2 separate regions of the Mus musculus genome follow, and region 1 is linked to region 2. The links are chromatin loops, found by intact Hi-C in ENCODE. Cell type or tissue: left cerebral cortex. All regions are shown on one strand. Links, peaks and the distances in the headings refer to the core of each region. The heading gives the core; the rest is flanking DNA. Region 1 holds the start of Mir872 (microRNA 872). Region 2 overlaps Mysm1 (myb-like, SWIRM and MPN domains 1).

Evidence for each region. Hi-C counts contacts between places; a loop is a spot of excess contacts. Peaks named below come from ENCODE experiments on the same cell type or tissue, not always from the same donor. Only the 100,000 strongest peaks of a DNase experiment are listed, where the experiment ranks them.
Region 1: it touches region 2 in a loop (2.3-fold over the local background); 2 of 42 quality-filtered maps call a loop at or near these places.

The regions. Positions count from the first base shown.
Region 1 is chr4:94,664,846-94,673,189 of GRCm38, forward strand. All of the region lies in intron 13 of Ift74 (intraflagellar transport 74), which reads left to right. Mir872 (microRNA 872) reads left to right here and starts at 312; the gene lies at 312-392. In left cerebral cortex, for the core only: a CTCF peak has its summit at 5,055; a DNase peak (open chromatin) is centred at 5,060.
Region 2 is chr4:94,966,183-94,974,526 of GRCm38, forward strand. Mysm1 (myb-like, SWIRM and MPN domains 1) reads right to left here. Exons shown (of 20, transcript NM_177239.3): 3 at 6,736-6,806; 4 at 4,442-4,519; 5 at 4,330-4,353; 6 at 2,798-2,876; 7 at 1,688-1,786. Among named protein-coding and RNA genes, the nearest start is that of Mysm1, 8.7 kb to the right of the region's middle. In left cerebral cortex, for the core only: no CTCF peak of the experiment used is centred there; DNase peaks (open chromatin) are centred at 4,715, 7,081 and 7,378.

The DNA.
Region 1 (8,344 bases), core at 56-8,055, 300 kb before region 2:
AATAGAATAGAATAGAATAGAATAGAATAGAATAGAATAGAATAGAATAGAATAGAATAGAATAGAATAGAATGCAGAATGCTTTGGGTTTTGCTTCTGTTTTCTTTTTTTGTTTCAAATATTTTTATTAATATAGAATAAGCTAATTCTGAGTAACGGTGCTATTAGGACATATAAGCATATATAAATATATAAACTGTGTGTATATACTCACAGGTAAGTGTATTAATACATCAGTGATTATTGTTGCCACTTCTCTGCTCTGTGATCATCCTAATTTCTGCGACAACACAGGGGGTTGTGTAGATGGTAACTTGTTAGAAGGTTACTTGTTAGTTCAGGACCTCATTACTTTCTGCCTGAACTATTGCAGTAGCCTCCTAACTGGTTATCCCACCTCCATTCTTGCCCCTTCTAAGTTTTTTTCTGGTATAATGCTGTAAAAAAATGATTTGTGTAAAATATGTCTTGGTGTCCTTGTCCTGCTTAAATATGGTTCACCATGATGCACAAAATAACAAGTTTTATATGTCATATTAGTTCTCTACTGTGACTCTGTCAGCCTCCATTTCATCCCATAGTCATCTCTGGGCTCTGCCTCCCCTTTAAACCAGTTCTTACACTATAGCTCAGGCTTGCCTAGAACTTGTTGTATAGCCCAGACTAGCTTCAAATTCACAGCAATCCTCATACCTCATCCTCCAAAAGAAGGGATTACAGATAGGAACCATCTTACCCAGCTCTGTAGTAATTTCTTTCTGCTACCTTACATTTCTCCTTATTACCATTCATTCAACTATTTTATGCTCTAACCTTTTGTTTTTGTTGTCTTCTGTTTAACTGAATGTTTGTTGTTCTTCTTGTCTTCTGATTAAATTCTTAGCCTTTAACATTTAACTTGGCATCCTCTTACTCGACAAAACTCTGAACTTCTTCCCTAACTAGTTTCTAGGCTTAGATGAGTAACTGTCCTCCATGTTACCGGAACAGAGAATGTTTTACAGTTGCCTACTTAATTTATTTGTCTTCCCTCTTAGACTGTAAGCCCTCAAGGGCAGGGACTACCTCTTAACTGACTTTAGTAATCTAGTTCATCAACACAGTATCTGGGAAGTAAATGCGTTTTGGATACCCTAAACAATCCATAATTTAAGAAAGAAGGAATTGTACAATGAACAAAGGTGAAAATTGAGCTCTAATCTCTTCTTTGGGTCCTCTTATTTTAGGATCTAAGTGTGTGCTCTTCAGAAAGCTTGAGTGCAAAGATTTCATTACTTTCCAGAGGATCCCTACCTTGGATTCATGCTTTCTAATAACGTGGTGGATATTTTTGACTCGTGATATTTTAAATGAGAACAAGATCATGCATATTACATTCTGGCAATGAACTTGTTGGTCTGTGCTTTTTGTTCTGAGATTCTGTGTGATGCCTAATGCTAAAGGACTGACTAGATCATTGTGGAGAGGAAGTTTCAGGAGAGCTCAGGATACAGGCGATTGTGTAGGTTATGCTAGCTGCTTTTGCCAAGTTGGCACTAAGAACTGTGAGCAAAATCCGAACAAAGAGGTTTGAAAACTTGCCCTGTATCCAGAATACCATATAAATTTAGGGCTAGGGAAGTGTGACCCTTCTAATATTTTCAAGATTAGAACAGCTTGAACCACCAAATAAAAACATTTTTAATTGCTATTTTTATTTTTTATTTTTATTTTTTTAAGGTTTATTTATTTTATTTATATGAGTACACTGTAGCTGTCTTCAGACACACCAGAAGAAGGCATCAGATCTTATTACAGATTGTTGTGAGCTACCATGTGATTGCTGGGAATTGAACTTAGGACCTCTGGAAGAAAAGTCGGTGCTCTTAACCACTGAGCCATCTCTCCAGCCCTACTTCTTTTTAGTCAAGTGCTTGCTACATAGCCCACACTGCACTCAAAATTTCAGTAATGTTGGGAACTCAGCCTCATAGGTGTGAACCAAATGATTACTTTTTAAAGTGTTGCATTTTTTTTGAATTATTTATTTTATGTATATGATTACACTATAGCTGTCTTCAGACACACCAGAAGAGGGCATCGGATCTCATACAGATGATTGTAAGCCACCATGTGGTTGCTGAGAATTGAACTTGGGACCTCTGGAAGAGCAGTGAGTGCTCTTAACCACTGAGCCATCTCTCCTGCCCTTAAAGGTGTTACTTTTGTATGAACATAGGAACTGTGGGAAAAGCATTGTTGCCTTGAGTAAGACAACAGTAAGTAAGACTGTAATAAAATAGGTAAAATAGGTTATTAATAGAGCCTTTTCTCTTAAGGTTTATATTTCATAGTCTTTCTCTCCTCCCCAACTCCTGATGCTAAGGAGGGAAACCAGAGCCTTGCATAAGAATGCCACATGCTTTGGGGAAAAAACACTGCTAGGAAATATTTTCATTATAAATTAATACATGATAGTTTATATCTCATGGTTTAGTCCCTCATAGTAACATTTCTTGGTCCATTTAGCCTGAACCAGACCTTTTTTTTTTCTAATCTTTACTCGTTTACATTAAATAAATTCTGTTAATAACAGTGTTACCATATAATGCATGTCCAAACTTTTTGTGGAATAGATGCTGAAGACAAGTAACTACCTTTCTGTGTAGAGTTACTGGGTCTTTTGAGCTTTACTCATTGCTAGCTTAGCTGAAGCTTTCTTAGTTCTGATGGATTAGAGATCAGTCATCTGTTCCTGATTTCCGAACTTTCATTTCTACTGCCTGTTTTCCTATTCCCAATTCTTGGGAGTTTATACTTTACAACACAAGCAAACAATTAAACAAACAGAAAGCAACTTTGTATTGTAGTTTCAAGAGGGCTTGGACAAGAGTCAGTATTGAGAAGTGGGTGTTCAGCTGGCCATAGTAGTGCACACCTTTAATCCTGGCACTCAGGAGGCAGGCAGGTCTCTGTGAAAAAGTTCCAAAAAAGAAGTGTGTGTTCAAGCTATCATCTTCACTTAGGAAGTCACTAGTTATAAAACTGACCTAGAATCTTTTAAGAGTTTAGTCACCTTGTGTGTGCTTTGTTTTCGTGTTCTGTTTTTTGTTTTGTTTTTTGTTTGTTTGTTTTCGAGACAGGGTTTCTCTATATAGCCCTGGCTGTCCTGGAACTCACTCTGTAGATCAGGCTGGCCTCGAACTCAGAAATCCACCTGCCTCTGCCTCCTCAGTGCTGGGATTAAAGGCGTGTGCCACCTCGCCCGGCTGTTTTCCTGTTTTTAAAGTGGTTTTTTGCAGAAGTACGCTTGTGTGTGTTTTATTGCGAATAACCATTCTCATACACTTTTATTGACTTTTCAGTTGGCCTCAGTTACCCTTTTTTTTGTTCTTAAGTATTATTTTTGTTTTTTTACTCTAATATGGTGGCAAATGCCTGTAATCCTACCAGATGTTAGGGGTAATCAAGATTTCAAAATCAGAGGACAGGCTTGGGCTACAAAGTGAAACCCTATCACAAAGAGTGCCCGGCCTAAAACTAAGTCTGATGGCATTTCCCTGTACTCTCTCTCAGCTTCTTAGAAGGCTAGGTTGGAAGAAGCTAGGCTGGAGGATAGCTTGAGGCCAGGAGTCAGAGGGGAACCTGAGCAATTAGCGAGACCCTGATATATCTGGTATATGTTTGATGTAATTCAAACAATACAAAAGTATATACAATAAAAAGTTGCTTTTGAAAGTCATCTGAGTCTTCTGAGGTAATCATTGTTCATGTTTAGTCTTTGATTAGATTTATTCCAAGTTTACAAACATTTTTAAATGAAATAAAACTATATAGTTCTTTTCAGCTTGAATATTTTCACCTATTGTATTAATTTCCTTTCTGTTGCTACAATAGAATATCCCAAGAAAAGCAACTTGAGGAAGAAGGCATTGATTTTGGTTTATAGTTTGCGAGGGGATATAGTCTATTAAGGTAGTAGGAGCTTGGCATGGGGCTAGTCCAAGCAGTCAGGTAGCAGAGAAATCACATTTCATCCTCACATGGGAAGTTAAGAGCCACAATGAACTAGGACCAGGCTATAAAGTCTTAAAGTCTGCTTCTAGTGCACTTTTCTTCTGGTATATCTTTCTCTCCCAAAGGCTCTACAAATCCCCAGTGTTACTAGCTGGGGACCAAATGTCTAAACATATGAGCTTATCAGAATATCTCATACTCAAACCACAAAACTATAATAAATATACACAAGTATATATATTTCATTTATCATTAGAAGATGAAAGGCTCAAGAGTGGTACCTGGTGCACATTAAGCACTGTGACAACTATTAGCTGCTACCATAGTTGTGGTTGTATAATATTCTGTACTATAGAATACAATATATACTATATATATAATATCTCAACAGTAAAACTCTTTCTAATTGTTATAAAAAGACAGTGATACCGCCAGGCGTGGTGGCGCACGCCTTTAATCCCAGCACTTGGGAGGCAGAAGCAGGCAGGAGTTCGAGGCCAGCCTGCTCTACAGAGTGAGTTCCAGGACAGCCAGGGCTACACAGAGAAACCCTGTCTCAAAAAAACCAAAACCAAAACAAAACAGTTCTACAAGGCCATGCATGATGGCATATTCCTTTGATCTCAGCACTTGGGAAATAGAAGCAAGTGAGTTCAAGTTCAAGGCCAGCCTGGTCTACAGTAATGAGTTTGTGGACAACCAGAGCTACATAGTCTAACCCTACCTCAGAACAAACAAACAAACAAAATAGTGACTTCATAGGTATTCATGTACATTCATGTGTTTTATAAAGAATAAATCTATACAACTTAAATTTTTAGCCATAATAAGACTGGTTTTATTACTTTTAATAATAAAAGTTATTACTTTTAATTTTGTTAATTTCTCACAAAAATTGAGCCATTTCCTATGGCTGGAAGCAGTATGTAGACATTGTTTCTCACCAGTGCAAGCTATAGAAATGTCCTAGCCTTTGTTAGTTAAAGTAATATACCCACTCTATGACAATTCCAAACTCTTTCGCCTGTGGACAAAGGCCCAAATGTGCAGTTTTACCAATATCCATAAGGTGGGGCTAGTTCTCTGAGAATCTGTTTATTAGGATAGGCTAGGATTGACATGCACAGTTAACAAAGTACAGTACCATACACACACTTTCTCAAGATGAATGTTTGAGCATTACTAACAATTATGCCTTCATTTGTAGAATCCATTATTATCCCAGATTTGGATTAGACAGCATGATAAATAGTATTTGACTATTAATCTACCATAGACATAAATATCTGATAATGGCAGGATGGTAGATATAATAGATGTGCACATAAAGTCTGTAGGGACTCCAAATCACTGTCCTATCATGAGATAATTACTTTTAATTTATTCTGTAATTTATATGTAGCTTTGAATAATGAAAAATACTTACTTTGTCTGTAGAATATAGTCTTTTTTGTAGCCATGTAAGTCTCTGTAACTTACATAAGATATTTCTTTTTTTTCATTTTTAAAAAGTTATTTATTCACTTTAATCCATATCACTGTCCCCTTCCTGTACCCCTTTCCACAATCCCTCCTCCCATGCCCACTTCTTCCCTGAGAGGGCAGAAGCCCCATCTGGGTATCTCCCATCACCCTGGCACATCAAGTCTGTGGGGCTAGGCACATTCTCACCCACTGAGACCAGACAAGGCAGCCCAGCTAGAAGAACTTATTCCACAAACAGGTAACAGTTTTAGGGATAGCCCCTATTCTAGTTGTTCAGAACCTACCTGAAGACCGAGCTGCACATCTGGGTATAGCATATTATGCTCTTTAGTTGGTGGTTCAGTCTCTGAGAGCCCCCAAGAGTCCAGGTTAGTTGACTCTGTTGGTCTTCCTTTCCAATACAGATAATTCATAAGGTTTGCTTTAGGAGTCTTGGTAGTGGTGTATGTTAAAATTAAAAATTAAGGCAGAATATTTTTGTCCTGCAACTAAACAAGTCTTGACTTGAGTCCCCACAGTGCTACTTTTAACTGTTGTTGGACACGCTCTTTAGTTGGACCCAACCCAACCTCATTTTCTTCATATTTTAAAAAAGTTTTCCCATTAATTTATTCATTTTACACCCTGATCACTGTGTGTGTGTGTGTGTGTGTGTGTGAGAGAGAGAGAGAGAGAGAGAGAGAGAGAGAGAGAGAGAGAGAGAGATACATTTGTGAATGCAGATGTGACCATGCTATGGGGTGTGTATATGGAGGTATGGGAACAGAGAACAACTTGCAGGAGTTGGTTTTCTTCTATTGTGAGTTTTAGGGATTTAACTCAGGCTTGCAGGACAAATGCTTTTACAAAACCATAGAGCCATCCACTAGCCCACTTTCCTCACCTTAAAAGGGAAGTAAGAGTTGTTCATGGCAGTACATGTATATAATGTCAGTACTCAGAAGACTGAGGCAGAAAGATTATGAATTCTAGACCAGCCATGGAGCTGCCAAGGGAGATGGATATATAACAAAAACTAAGATATATTATTAATTATCAATTTGTATATACTGCTTGAGGTCAGTTCCAGGGCATTTTGAGTCACAAAAGCAAAACCCTGTATAAAAGGTTGGTGGTGTGGGTAACATGAGTGCTTAATACTTAGGATTTTTGTGCTAAGAACTGATTCTGTGTTTGTGTGTGAGAAAGATGGGGGGTGGGGGTGGCAGGGGGGGTGGCGGGGAGGGAGGGAGGGAGAGAGAGAAAGTATAGTAATACAAAATTTCTCACATGTAACTTGTTAGCATTGTTATCATGTATTCAGTTACCTTATAAGTTGAAACTTTGGTATTTTGTCTGGTTACTTCCACAATCATATCTTTTTTTCTTTTATTGAATATTTTATTTATTTACATCTCAAATGTTATCCCCTTTCCCAGTTTTCCCTCCAGAAACCCCCTATGCCATCCTCCCTCCTCCTGCTTCTGTGAGGGTGCTTATCCCTCCACCCCCATCCCCATCCACTCCCGCCTCCCTGCCCTCGAATTCCCCTACAATGGAGCATTGAACCTTCCCAAGGGCCTCTCCTCCCATTGATGTCTGACAAGGCCATCCTCTGCTACATATATGGCTGGAGCCATGGGTCTCTCCATGTACTCTTCCGTTGGTGATTTAGTTCCTGGGAGCTCTGTGGGTGTGTGTGTGGGGGGGGGGGTCTGGTTTGTTGGTATTGTTGTTCTTCCTATGGGGTTGCAAACTCCTTCAACTCCTTCAGACCTTTCTCTAACTCGTCCATTGGGGGACCATGTGCTCAGTCCAATGGTTGGCTGCAAGCATCCACCTCTATATTTGTCAGGCACTGGCAGAGCCTCTCAGGAGACAGCTATATCAGGCTCCTGTCAGCAAAGCACTTGTTGGCATCCACAATAGTGTCTGTGTTTGGTGACTGTATATGGGATGGCTCCCCAGGTGGGGCAGTCTCTGGATGGCCTTTCCTTCAGTCTCTGCTCTACACGTTGTCTCTGTATTTGCCCCCTTGAGTATTTTGTTCCCCCTTCTAAATAGGACCAAAGCACCCACATTTTGGTCTTCCTTCTTCTTGAGCTTCATGTGGTCTGTGAAAATAACCCTATTAAAATTGGGGTACAGAGCTAAACAGAATTCTCAACTGAGGAATCTTGAATGGCCAAGAAGCACCTAGAGAAATGTTACATGAGAAATGTAACATCCTTAGTCATCAGGGAAATGCAAGTCAAAACGACCATGAGATTCCAGTTCACACCAGTCAGAATGGCTAAGGTCAAACACTCAGGTGACAGCAGATGTTGGCAAGAATATAGAGAAAGAGGAACACTCCTCTATTGCTGGTGGGATTGCAAGCTGGTACAACCACTCTGGAAATCAGTCTGGCAGTTCCTCAGAAAATTCGACATAGTACTACCTGAGGAACCAGCTATACCACTTCTGGGCATATACCCAAAAGATGCTCCAAAATATAACAAGGACACATGCTCCACTGTATTTATAGCAGCCTTATTTATAATAGCCAGAAGCTGGAAAGAACCCAGATGCCCTTCAACAGAGGAATGGATACAGAAAATGTAGTACATTTACACAATGGAATACTACTCAGCTATTAAAAACAGTGCATTCATGAAATTCTTAGGCAAATGGATGGAAATAGAAAATATCATTCTGAGTAAGGTAACCCAGTCACAAAAGAACACACATGATAGGCACTTACTGAGAAGTGGATATTAGTCCAAAAGCTCGGAATACCCAAGATACAGTTCATAGAAAACATTTTCCTATAAGTGTTTGTTGAAATGGCACTTCGAATTCCTAGCCTATGGATTCTCAGTGTATATATCCAAGGAAGAGCAGC
Region 2 (8,344 bases), core at 180-8,179:
ACACTTTCATGACTGAATACATTATGCACTTATCCACCACCAAAAATGAAGACTACTTGACAGAATTTTGGTGTTTTAGTTTTGCTTGACTAGAAAAGCAGTTAGCTTTATATCCTCTTTCCTATTTCATGTCCATCATCGGCACTCTGTCTGTCTTCATCCCCTAATAGTTAGCCTTTCTTGTGCTCTTTTCTACATGTTATGTTGTACCCAATTTCCTAGATTGCCTATATGAAAGACAACACCCTCTTTCTGAGAGAATGTGGTCTTGCTTAATAATATATACACACAAATACACACACATACATATATATTTGATATACATATGTATATATGTGTGTATATATACACACACACACATATATGTATATATATTTGATATATATATATCAAAGTTTCATTATTCAGTCATCTGGTGATGAACAACTAGGAAAATTCCAATTTTTTGCTATACTGAATAAAGCACAACTAGTAGAATACATTATTTACATTGGAAAAAAGGATCTCACCTGAGGCACTTCCAATTTTTATCTAATTATGCTTCTAGAGCTTAAATGAATACAGTGGTCTGGAGAGCTGGCTCAGCAATTAAGGAATACTGGCTGCTTTTCCAGAGGACAGGATCAGTTTCTAGAACCCACACAGAGACTCACAGCCACCTGTAACTCCAATTAAGGATTCAATGCCCAACCCCTTCTGGCCTCTGAGGACACTGAATACACTGTGGTAAACACAGATTCATGTAGGCAAAACATTCATATACGTGTGTGTGTGTGTGTATATATATGATAAAAATGAACTACCCTAACTCAAAAAATGTACACAACTAAATACAGAACAAATTATTTGAAAAATTAAGGAACTTGACCATGAATACATCTTTCTAAACAGGGTTAATAAATTTTTCAGACAGTTCTTTATAACAATAATAAAAACCCTTTTGTTTGTAAACAGATTTCATAATTATATTAGTAAGCATTTCTATCTCCTAAATTATAAAATTTCCACAGGTTTCTTTCACAGTGCAAATATTTCTAAAATAGATATTTTCTGGAGAAAGCGTTAAGGCTGCTTGCCATTTCCTCTCAGGAATGAATACACTGCTTTACAGACTTTACAGCAGCATCACTCAGAACAAGGAAGAGGTGCTGAAGCACTACAGCACGTACATCAGCACAGGTGCGCTGCACTTGGCTGCAGCCTGGATACAGCTGCCCCAAAGTGATTTTAAAAATTAGCAAACAAAACAAACAAATAAAAAGCGAGTGGGCCAGTCAGAGGGCTTAGTGGGTAAGCCAAGCTTGACAGCGTGAGTTCAGTCTCCAGGATCCACACGGCACAGGATCCACACGGCACAGGTCCTCCCACCTCCATATCCCTGGTGTGCCATGCATGCATGCTCACGTACACACACAGAATTCTATGAGTATTTACTACTGTAACTATAGAAACTCTCAGCAGTAAGACTAGTTAGCTGGAGGAGATTATTCATGCCTACAATCTCAGCACTCAGCAGGATTATAATATTGCTCTAGGTTAGACTGAGCTGTGTATTAAGAGCCTGTCTCAACAACAACAATATCAAAAACAAAACAATCTAGACTATACTTATAGTTTGCACTAAGTAATTATGCTCACTGACTTTCCTAAATTTCGTCATTAATTAGGGTATCTGTACTCTGCTTACCTTATTTTTAAAGTACTGTCTGGCATAACTCTTCACTTGTAAAACTGTGCGACTTTTAAGTAGTGTTGCGATTTTGGTCCACCTTCGGCCAAATTTAGCCTGTTACCAAAACAGAAACAAATTTGCTTTATAGTACCTTACTTAGTAATATTTCAAGCAGCTGCCACATTAAAGAAAACAACTAACAGAAAATTTATCTATATTTCTAAAGCACAAAATGAAACCTGATCTATTAGACTATGTGTTGAAAATCCAAGCCCACATTTCTTTGACTCTGGAGTTCTAGAAACTTACAACAGTCCAAAAGTGAGGTAAGTCATATATACCTACCTATCTACCTACCTACCTACCTACCTACCTACCTACCTACCTATCTATCTATCTAGTATGCATATACATATATATGTGTATATATTATTATTTTTTTTTACAGAATCAACTGGACACCTTCTGCACTAATTGCAACTTTTAAACTCAGAGTTTGTATCCACAATACCTATTAAATGTCCTGTAGCAAACCTACTACACTGGGTTTATAGTGAAATGACTTTTAGATTCAATCACATATTGAAAAGTTTGAAAAATCTCCAGATAGTTTACATATTTGTATTAAAACACCACATAGCTCTCATGCTACTGGATAAAAAAATACATATTTTACTTCTCATAATTTCTATGTTAATAATTCAATTTTATTAAAAAACCTTCCATAAATATTATATACTACCTAAATAATATATATACAGTCTCAAAATCAACTTAGGTTAATTCTGAGTTACATGTACCCTAAAAGAAAAATATACAATCTACTCTTGATAGTTTAAAAGTTAATGGTTATTTTATTAAATGTTTTCCATGTTATGAAGTATTTTCAAGAGCTGAACCACACATACACTTTTTATACTTCTAAACTTCTGTATTGAAAGAGATTTCACTGAAGCATAACAAGAAAATGTTTCTGGTCTTCAAAGATCTGTATGAAAAGTATGGATTATGTACAATGACAAACAGATAAAAAAGGAAGAATCCAGCTCCTATCCAAATATACACAGTTTCTTTTTTATTTGCTTCTAGAATAATTTTACAGTAAGTTAAAATTTCTCTGTTTACCAGTCCTTGTTCAAACAGCTCTTTCTCTTCTACTGTCCACTTTACTGAATGACTGGCTGGTTTTGCAGGAGAATCTACCCTGAAGGAAAAGAGGAATTGCAAACAAAACAAAACAAACAAACAAAAAATGAAATGGAACATTCCATATTTATGCAGCTAAAGGTTATAAACCAGTGTTTCTTCCCAATGCTATGACCCTTTAAGTACAGTTCCTCATGTTGTTGTGACCCTCAACAATCAAATCATTTCATTGTTATGTCATCATAACTGTAACTTTATTCCTGTTATGAATCGTAATGTAAATACCTGTTTTCTGATGGTTCTGGGCAACCACTGTGAAAGGGGACTGGGAGCTGCTGTTAAACCAGTCACGAGCTAAAACCATGACTTCCTAGTCTTACAGGAGGAGGGAAGGAGGCAGCTGAGGCAGCTGGTGCCAAACAGTAAGGTTTACCCTGCTCTCTATCTCTATCAGAATGACAGGAGCCCAAACAATACAATCCCTGGGTCTGAATGAACACAACACTAAAAGACATCAAAAGAAGTCAGCCTGATAGCAAGTAGACCTCTTCAGACTGAAAGTAAACACCAGGCAGTAATATATTCCCAAAATCTAAGAGTTTAAATCATAAAACTATGGCATCTCATTTACTGCTTTTAAATTCTGTATCACAAGAAATTAAAGCATACGAAGGAAGCTCTCTACTTTCAACAAGCCATCCCATCTTCTCACTAACTTCACTTTGCTATTCAGCAAAATATAAAAGCAGAGGTTGCTCAGTGCTCAAGTCTGCACTTATGACCATCTTTTTTCCAATTAAAAACAGTATTTGGAAACGTTTAATTTTTCTTGAAAGTTTTTAGACAAATGTTGCTATGCAACCCTAGTTGGCCTGGGACTGTATAGAGCAAGATGGCCTTGAACTTGGGGAAATCCTGATTCTGCCTTCCGACTATTGGGACTAGAAGCATGCCTGGCCTCTTTCCTAGGCAGTATTTACAAGTCACAGATCCAAATAAAACTGCACACAACACATTTAAAATTACCAAACAGAACATAAGTCAATTCAATTCATAATATAATTCACAGCAGCATCTATATAAATCTTTAGGAAACTGTCTTTCTTTACTATGTGATAAACTGCTGAGAAGACATTTCTTAAAAGCCTAGCAAATAAAAGATGGCATAAAATTATGTATTTTAACATCTGTGCCAAAGCCATCTTTAAAAAAAAAAAAAATCCTCTCTTGAATCAAGAGGGCTTTTCCACTGACCATATCTATTTTTAAAATTTTTCTTGTAATTTTCAATTGAACTAAAAAGGTTTTAAAAGGGATTGGAGGCTCAGTAGTTACAGTACTCCATTGCCAGCACACATATCACGCTACAACAACTGCCTGTAACTCCAGTTCCAATGGACTGGACACCTCTGGTCTCCATGGGCACCTGCACTCATACACATAGCCATACAGAGATACAAGGGAACACACATCATTAAAATAAAAAGGTTTTAAAAAACACAGATACATACATGGCTTTTGATGACTTCTGCAGGCTGCACATGAAAAACAGAAAACAGGAAACTGGTAAGTCTCTAAAACTGCAATTCAAAGCTTTTAATAGAACTATAAACTGATTTTTACCTGTTTGTGTATTTTTTATTATCCTCCTTTTGATTAACCCAGAATTTTCCTGGAAGTGATTTATTAGATAAATAATACCTATATATTATTAAGGAAACTTAAACAATATTAAAGGCATATAATTCTTATGTGACATCAAGCAGACAGACTTGTAAAAGACATCAAATGTAATCAAAAGCTATCCTGCTGCAAGCTTGTCCAGGGCTGCAAGCTGGTGCTTTCCACAGCGTCAGTAGGAATAACACAGCAAACACACCACACAGTTCCTGCAGTCAGCACCATAGCAATGCTGCTTTCCTTTCTCTTCCCTCCCACAAGTGGCCAAGAAAGAATAGCATCAATCCTTTTCATTTCTAAAATACAAGTAGTAAACTGATGAATGTGTTGTGTAGGGGAATTTAGGAACCAATGTTTCTGTATATTTAAAGGTCACAGAAAAGAACTCAGGATCCTTCTACACATTAATACAAGTAACGTCAAATGTACCGAGAAACTCCCTTCGGAGACGCTGGAACTAACCTGCTACAAAGCTTCTTCCCTAAGTCTGAACATTCTTCATTTAACAACTACCAACCGCATGTCATACAGTAGGCTATGTGCTAGAGACACACACACAAACACATATATTCCTCTCTATTCTCAAATGCTTATGAGTAACTCTTACTCTACTTATTTCTACATTTGGAAGTGAACAAGGGACTCCTGTTCAATAACCTAGACTTGCACTGTTCAATATGGTGGCTACTAGTCACATGTGTGGATCAAGCATTTGGAACACAACTAGCATTAACTGATATTTAGTGCTAAAATAAAATGTACTGTAGATTCCAAAGACTTAGTATGAAACACGGATGTTTTCATTTGAGGCTGGGGAAATGGCTCAATCAGTGCCTGCTACACAATCATGCGAATATAATTAGGATCCCTAGGCTCTATGTCCAAAGCTAGGTGCAACAGTTTGTGTGCACACAATCCTAGCACGGGCGCAGGCAGTGGCTCCCAAGAGCATTTGACTGGCTAGCCAACCTAGCCAAATCAGTCATCTTCACATTCATAAGAAGTCTCACCTCAGAAAAGAATGTGGATAGTGAATAAGGAAAACAACCACAGTCAACCTCTGACTTTGCATACACACGTGCACACAAACATACCCCTGCACACACACACGTAAAAAGAAACAATGTTTTCATATAAGCTAATACTTTAAATAAGATATACTATAAAAGAGTATATGCTATAATAATTCATTTATTTCACTTTATTTTATTTTAAAAGAGGGTACTAGAAAATTGGAGATTACATGTGCCTCTCATTTAAATAAATAATCTAAGCAATAACTGTAATATTTGGTAAAAGGGGCTAACCAATGGCAATTAAAAATACAGAAAAAAATTTCAAATGTTTCAAACAGAAGCAGTTGGAACAGAAATTCTGGATTAGATAGTGAACAGAGCTGTGGTTAAGATACTAACTGCTATTCCAGAAGGCCTAAGTTTGATTCCAGAAACCACATGGCAGCTCTCAACTGAGATCTGACCACCTCTTCTGGTATCCATAGGTACCAGGAACAAGAGATTCAGACATACATGCAAACAAAAACACACATAAATAATAATAACAGCAACAACAACAACACCAGCAGCAATAGTGGACAGAAATCTGTAAAATGAATATGGAAAAGACAAAAATAAGCCAGTATTTGTTAGTAATCAATTTTTAAAGGCCAAAAAAAAATCAGAAATTACTGTTTAAGCCTATCATATATAAGATACATATAAAAGAAAACTATATATAAGAAAACTGAGTCTCGAAGTTAAACTGGCGCAGAATACGCAGTTTGTTGCTGAGCCACAGATAAGGACCTACAAACTCTGAGATAAAAATCAGTCTATTTTGTCTTTCATTAAAATTCTTCTCATATAACATTTGTAAGCTGCACAGTTCCACATGTTCTTGACCTTGCGTAGATAAGTATCTCAGTTTTAGCTTATATGGTTGTGAAAATGGAGACTTAGAATTAAGATTCTGACTTAAATATTCTACCGTTCCTAAGCATTTACGCACACTTTGCATGCAGAGTTGGCTAACAACAAAAACTCAGAATTGTTGTGTCAGTCTCAGATTCACCAGTAAGCCATGCTTTTTGCACAGATAAGTGACATGAAACTACACAATCAAAATCTGTGGCCAAACAATCTTTATCTAATAATCACAGTGGCCTCTTCTGTAATGTTTGCACCAATTCCTTTTTTAGCCCTAAAACCTTTACTCTTCTCATAATTGATGAAGGATACTCTTCTTCCAACAGCATTTTCTCAATGATAGCTCTGTTCTCATCACTGATGGTGCTATCCAGAGTCCAAGGCTATTTAAAAACAAAAGAATGGCATGTGTAACTCTCTGTATATATTTTATTACTTAAAAAGCTATCTTATTTCATTGAGTGAAAGATATGATATAAACAATAACAGCTACAACTCACTAGGTGAATATACAGATACATTTTGATTTTCACAATCACCCTGAGACAGGCATAAACAGTCCACAAAGGTATCTGAAGCACTGGAGGCATGTTAAATGGAAGCAAAGAAACCTTGCGGTAAAGCCTGTTGGATTCCCAAGTTCATGTGGTAATAACGGCCACCGTACACAAAAAAACTCCTAGGCTTCAGGCATTTTGCTAAACATTTATTTAACCTGTTTCCAAAACTCAAGTCTGTTTTTCTTCGGCCAGAACCTGAGTAAATAATCATACTCATTTCACTTCTCAAAGCTATGTAATTTCCAACTCCAGTTTCTTTAAGATCCATGCTATTATAGTCACTACCCACACAATACCTTTGAATATCTATTTGGCTTCTCAAATGAAACATGCAAAACTGAATTCAGTATCTCGTCTGGCTTTCTAACTTGGCAGAGAGCACTGTCAACCACCACTTACCATTTAAACAGCCAGGAATCACTGTGGATTCTTTCCTTTCTCTTCCATCCCCAAATGCAATCTACTGAACAGCTCTACCTTCAAAGTATAATTCAAACTGGTCCCCTTATACCTCTTCTGGAACATGCAGGGCTAAGCCACTATTTAAAACCTTGCTTGGATTATAACAAATGGGTCCTAACCAGTCCCTCTGTTTCTGCTCTAATTACCTCTAGTCCTTTTTTTTTCTCCGAGACAGGGTTTCTCTGTGTAGCCCTGGCTGTCCTGGAACTCACTTTGTAGACCAGGCTGGCCTCAAATTCAGAAATCCGCCTGCCTCTGCCTCCCATGCGCTGGGATTATAGGCGTGCGCCACCACGCCCGGCTCCCTCTAGTCCTTTCTTTACCATTGTAGCCAAAGCATATCTGACAAACACAAATCCACTAGTCTGTACTGAAAGCTCTATGCTTCAATGTCTTGGTTCACTTCTAAAATGTAAACTTGTCAGCATAAGCCAGTGCTTTTGCACTCACTATTTCTCCTGCTTAGCATGTTAATTTTTATAATTAATGTAACCACTCATTTTTCCATTTTATTTCAAGTTAAATGTCACCTCCTCAAGTGTCCGTTATTGACTTTTCCTTACGGATTCCCTCAGTCGACAATCTACAAATGGTTTGTCTGCCAAGGTACTGCCCAACTGGGTTTTGTCTATGAATTCCACACCAGCAGAGCCACGTGTGCCTTGACGGCACTTGGAGTGCTTTAACCTACCCTCCAGTCTGGCATGGCAGGTGAGTATGCAGTTACTGCTACATGAAGACATGAACTCTAGGATTATCCCCGTCTTCCATTGAAATCAAAGTTGACAAATGTGAAGTGCTAAAGACCTGTCCCTAAATTAGCTGGATCTAAATTTACTTCTCAAGAGATCATTTTGTCAGAGTTGAAGAAAAAAGGGTCCTCTATTTTTGTTTTTTTG